Linked DNA regions of Homo sapiens: region 1 is linked to region 2. Evidence: chromatin loops called from intact Hi-C (ENCODE). Cell type or tissue: PC-9. All regions are shown on one strand. Links, peaks and the distances in the headings refer to the core of each region. The heading gives the core; the rest is flanking DNA. Region 1 has its middle 48 kb from the start of LINC02785. Region 2 has its middle 54 kb from the start of LINC02785.

Region 1 (2,917 bases), core at 269-2,768, 100 kb before region 2:
AGAGGAAGCTTTAAAAAGCAAATGAGATTGTCACCTGGAACAAATTCTAGGTGGACAAGGGTGCCGTTGGTGCCTCCCTCTTCTTTTCTTAGTGCCCTTTCCCTTCTCCCAGGGTGTCTCACCCCGAGCCCTTAGTCTCTCAGGTCCAGCCTACTGCTTCCTGCCCACCCAAGACCTCATACAGATGCACCCCAGTGTATCAGTGAGATCCTTTGGTTGCAACTGGCAAAAACCAATTCAGGCCCACTTAGACAAAAAACCAACTAGAAGGATATGGGGTAATTCACATAATTAAAGAAAAGTTGGACACTTGGACTTCAGAATGGACAGGAATCAGAGCAACCCTGGAAATCCTGGTGTCAGGACCTAATGAAGAAGCTCTAGAGGGAGCTGCCCTTGGGATAATGGGACCTAGATGATTCTTTGCATCTGTTCCAGGATTCAAGCAAAGGGAGGGTGTTTTCAGTTGCTCCAGCTTTGAACAGGGAAGGACAGGCACCATGATTGACTCTTGCCAGACATAAATCCAATGAGAGGCAGTGGTTTCTCCCAAAGTAAAATCAGAGTGCTCTAGCTAGAATAGATACTGGCAGGCAAAAATGATAGATATCCATGATGGCCCCACTGACTAGAGCTCCACAGCAATGTCCTTCTGGATCTTTCCTTTCTGTCTCCATCTTTATCTCACCCTCAGCCTGGTCCACCCAAGGAAAAAAAAAATACCCAGTATCTCATGGTATTGAAAAATTTGCCTGTGTTTGGTCTTTAAATAGGCTTTGTCCTAGATCTCACTTTCTTCATCTCCTCACTCTAAGAAAAAAAAATTATATGCAACTACATCTGCAAGGATAATAGCTACAATGTATACATATACACACATACATACACACACACACACACACACACACACACACACACACAAATATTTATAATCCAATGGTGAGAATGGTTGGTCAGCTTTAGGTATCCATCGCCAAGAGAGGGGACTGAGAAGATTTAAGGGAAAATTCAAAACGGTGACACATGAGAGACCAGAACAACTCTATCAAGTCACTGGTTTCAGCTTTATCTGGTAGAGACACCTAAATCCTTGAGATCTGAAGCCCTCAAAATGGAGAAACAATGGCCCAAACAAACCATGCCTTAAGCCACAAAACAATTCTTGCAGAAGTGCTCACTCAGGACTCTGCTGAAAGTACAGTGGTCATTCTCAATAGAAAATGATTATCCAGGCCAGCTGCGGTGGCTCACGCCTGTAATGCCAGCACTTTGGGAGGTTGAGGTGGCTGAATCACCTGAGGTCAGATGTTTAAGACCAGCCTGGCCAACACAGTGAAACCCTGTCTCTACTAAAAAAATACAAAAATTACTTGGGCGTGGTGGCAGGCGCCTGTAATCCCAGCTACTCGGGAGGCTGAGGCAGGAGAATCACTTGAACCCAGGAGGCAGAGGTTGCAGCGAGCCGAGATTGCACCATTGCACTCCAACCTAGGCAACAAGAGCAAAATTCCATCTCAAAAAAAAAAAGAAAAGAAAAGAAAAAGAAAATGGTTCTCTACACTGTGACCAAAGTGATGGCTGACAATTCACAACCACTTCAGCTGCGGCTTCACTGTCCCAGCAGAGAAGGAAAGGCCGACAAACACTGATGATAAAACTCACCAAACCATAAGATTTGCTCACACATTCCCTGAAAATAATCAAAACCCAGCTGCTTAGTCTCTAACTGGGTGGCAAGCCTATCTCTCCTACCCACAATTGTTCCAGCTGTCAATTATGGCCAGTGAGTCACCACTGCCGAGAGATAAGCGTCCTGCTACAGAGACAAACCCAAGTGTCATCCTGGGAGTGCTTATTATTTCTTTCTGACACCACCAATGTTCCACTTGGCTTCCTCCATCTGGCATTTCAGCACCTGAAAAGTTTCTAACTTGGAATGCAATCCACATCCGGCTTTTGAGAGCTGTAACTCTCTTTGGAGGCTTCTGAATCTTATACCACTGCAGGGAAATCATGTTGAAGATGACTGAGCAATGCACACTGTCAACAGGGGCTACACAGGGCAAACTCTGTTTTGTGGTGGGGATATGAATGGCATAATAATGTAGTAGGGAGAGATTGAGAAAGTTAATATAATAACCCAGCAAATGAAAAATAGGTAGCTTAGACTCTATAGATGCTTAACAGAGACAGACATCACTGAGATTAGAGTATTGAGGGAAGACAGGATAGCAAACAAAAGAAATCAAATGTTGGCCAGGCTGGTCTTGAACTCCTGACCTCAGGTGATCCACCCTCCTCGGCCTCCCAAAGTGATGGGATTACAGACATGAGCCACCACACCCGGCCAGATTCATTGTTTTCAGGAGCTGGGGAGAGGTGGGAATGGGGAGTGACTGCTAATTGTGTTCAGGTTTTTCTTAAGGGAATCAGAAATGTTCCAAAATTTGATTGTAAGGATGGTTGCAAAACCCTATAAATATTCTTTAAAAACCCACTAAATTGTACATTTTAAGTGGGTGAATTGTTTATATGTGAATTATGTATCAACAAAGCTGTCTAAAACATATTCTGGAGTTTGGGTTTTTTAAAAATAAATATTTGCTCATTCAGGTTGTTTTCATACAACTCATATCTCCTTATTCTAAAAGTCAACTGCTGAGAAAAAGCAAATTAATTACAACTTTATTTTAATTTCTCTATCTCCAGAACTAGTAAAGTTCTCCAGACCTGCCCATTGTCCTTGGGCAACCCACAGCACAAACATCAATGATACAAGCAGCCCCTTCCAGCCCACAACACTCATTTGTTCATTCTCTCATGAACTTACCTAAAGAATCACGGGCCAGCAATGCTCTAGGTTCTGAGGAGATAGTGGTGGATCTCTAGACAAGCTCCCCAGCCACTACAGCTCAAA
Region 2 (2,917 bases), core at 135-2,634:
TGCACGCTCCTGGTGGGCCCAGGTCTGCAGGCCTGTTCCAGTGTCTATTTGCTGTGGGACTTTAGACCAATTGCATCATCTCTGAGGTTAAGTTTCTTCAGGTAGATAACATAAGGGCAATCATGCCTCATTCACCTGGCTGTTGTGAGGAATAAAAGACATAATGTATGTGAAATTCTTAGAATGGTGCCTGGCATTTTGGAAGCACATAATACACAAAAGTAATTATTATTAGTAGTAATATTAGTATTAGTATTATTAAAATATGTGTAAAAATCTCTCTATTCTAATTAACATATTTTTCAAAATAGAAATGAAAAAGTTAGATAGCTGATGAGGGAAAGAATAAGACAAAACTCAGCTCCATTTACTATGTATGTATTGAGTGCCTATTATATACTAGACGTTAAGATACAAAGATGTGTAGGACCTAGTCCCCTGCCTTTAAAAAGCTCAGAGTCTAATTGTGATGATAGATTAAACTAAACCTCTAAATATGATGTAGAACCTCTAATCTGTGCAACAAGAGGAGTAGAACAAAGAAACTAGCAATTCCTTCTTCAGCTGGTTGGAGAAACTGGACTAGGAAGGCTTCAAAGGGAAGCTGACATTAACCATGAAGTTCTGGCAGCAGGAAAAGCCATGTACCAAGGACAGTTCAGGCAAAAATGGAGCCACCACATTTGTGGGGATCTATTAATAGATGTGAAAGTAAAAGGGATGACAGACCAGACTCCAGAAGCATCTGAGGCCAAAAACAGGAGGAACTTTGAATGCCAGGGTGCAGAACTTCACCCTGGCAGCAGTGTGTGGATATGAAGGGAGTAGGCTGAAAGAGGAGGAGTCAGCTCATGAACACAGCAAGAGCAAGGGGTTACAGAAGACAGGCTGTGGAGGAGGCAAAATCCACAGTCATTGATGATGCATGGTACATGGGGGAAGAAAGAAAAAGAGGACTGAAGATGGTTGTCAGGCTTCCAGCTGGCGCAACTGGTTGAGCCTCTGAAATACAGAGTTCAGGAGAGAGCTGTGCAATGGGTGGGTTCATAAGGCTGATATTATAACAAGCCAGCCAATTCCTGTGCTGCCAGGCCTGAGGGTGTGAACGGTTGGTGGCGTTGCCAGATCCTGCAGGGTGATCTGATGGGCAAGATTAGGAAGAAGCTAGAGGTAGGGAAAGGCAACTGCTAGCCTTCTGCTCTCCACAGAACCCTGGAAAATGGCATCCACCAGCCAGTGATCACGTGCTTCAATATGCCCTAGAATGGCCCAGCCCCACATCTGACTCATCATCTTTCGCAAGCATTTCTATTTAAATCTTCCAGGCCACAAGTGCTGCAGACACAAAGGATGGAAGTATGTAATCCTGTATTAGAATCCCTGGTATCTGTGTGCTTAATCTTTCATATTTTCAATTAAATCATGAGGAAATAATTGTGCAAACCATAAATTCACCATCCACAGGGAAGTGATTCATTTATTATCCTTGAGAGGTTTGTAGCAGGGCATCTAAAAGCTTTAGATAAGGAGCTAATTTAATTTTGGTTCTCCTTTTGCTAAGATTTCTTACTCTGGGGTAATATATACAAAATAGGAAAAACATGTGAGGTCCGTAGGTCAAGAATATTAGCATGATTATTAATAACCAGAAATGTGACTTTCATACTGTTTTACTTCTTCAGTCTCCAAAGTTCTTTCTCACCTACTATGTCAATTCTTCTTAAAGGTAACATAAATAAAGCAAAAATTCCAAAAATGAAGTAGCTAATTTATGAGGGAAGCAAACTGTACTTTGGGAAGAGTCTTACCTTCAAATGTAGATATTGCCAAGCTTACAATACTTTGAATCATAGAATTCTTTTGCTGAAGGAAATCATTCCAGAGAACTTGGCTTGTTTGGGAGGTGAAACAGCGAACGCGCAGAGCAGATTGATAGCTTGAGGACACTCCCAGTTGGTCAGGAAAGGTGCAGGGACCAGAACCCGGGTTTCCTACCCTCAATCCAGCATTCTCCCCTCCACCCCTTACTGCTTCCCTAGCTGTCACTTACTCATTCTTTCAAAAATCAGATTTCAAACTTCAAACTAAAAATGGTATCTGAATTGTAATTATCTATATTTGAGTCCATCTCTCTTATTCCATCTCTCCCTAGTGACTTTAACCTCTTCCCTCGCTGTTTTTTTCTCAAATTCATAAGCCTACCACCCTTGAAAAAAAGCATCCCTTTGATCACGCGTCCCTCTCAGGTTGCCTCCTCCCCTTCTTCCCTTCAAGCCCAGCTTTTAGAAAGAATGTCTACCCTCCTGAACGCCTCTTCCTTCCCTCCCCTTCACTCCTCAGCTCACTGCCATCTGGAGTCTGTAGCTGCCACTCCACCAAACTGTTCTCACTGAAGCCTCAGACCTGGCACAACTCAAGGACCTTGCTCTTTTTGGACATCTGTACTACATGGAACGGTGTTGATCACTCCTTTCTTTTGGAAACACTCATTCCCTAACTACTGTGATATCAGCTCTTTGGTGTTTCTTTCCTTCTCAGTCTCCCTAATTGACACTTCACTTTTATGAGCCAGTGAAGCCATGAGGGTCATGGGTTGACAAATCTGGCAGGGGCAGAAGAGAGGCACAACTCTCCCAGATACGGCTCCCCCCAAAACCTTGCATCCACCACCCCAAATCAGAAATTTCATTTTCCTTCTTTCAGTTATTCATCCAACAAATATTTATCAAGTACCAACCGTGTGCCAAATAATGTACACAACGCATGGGGATACAGACATGAGAGAGGTAAGGGCTTACTTAGCCTCTGCCTTCAGTCCGCACCTGCCTCCCATCCACTCCTCTCCAACCCATCCACCTTTCGGAAAGATGCAGCTAAGCATGCATTCCCCTTTGATTAAATCCTCCAGTGGTTCTCT

Evidence for each region. Hi-C counts contacts between places; a loop is a spot of excess contacts. Peaks named below come from ENCODE experiments on the same cell type or tissue, not always from the same donor. Only the 100,000 strongest peaks of a DNase experiment are listed, where the experiment ranks them.
Region 1: it touches region 2 in a loop (3-fold over the local background); 3 of 110 quality-filtered maps call a loop at or near these places.

Annotation. Positions count from the first base shown.
Region 1 is chr1:108,014,840-108,017,756 of GRCh38, forward strand. No RefSeq gene overlaps it. Among named protein-coding and RNA genes, the nearest start is that of LINC02785, 48 kb to the right of the region's middle. In PC-9, for the core only: no CTCF peak of the experiment used is centred there; a DNase peak (open chromatin) is centred at 1,792.
Region 2 is chr1:108,117,365-108,120,281 of GRCh38, forward strand. No RefSeq gene overlaps it. Among named protein-coding and RNA genes, the nearest start is that of LINC02785, 54 kb to the left of the region's middle. In PC-9, for the core only: no CTCF peak of the experiment used is centred there; a DNase peak (open chromatin) is centred at 1,367; H3K27ac peaks cover 621 bases.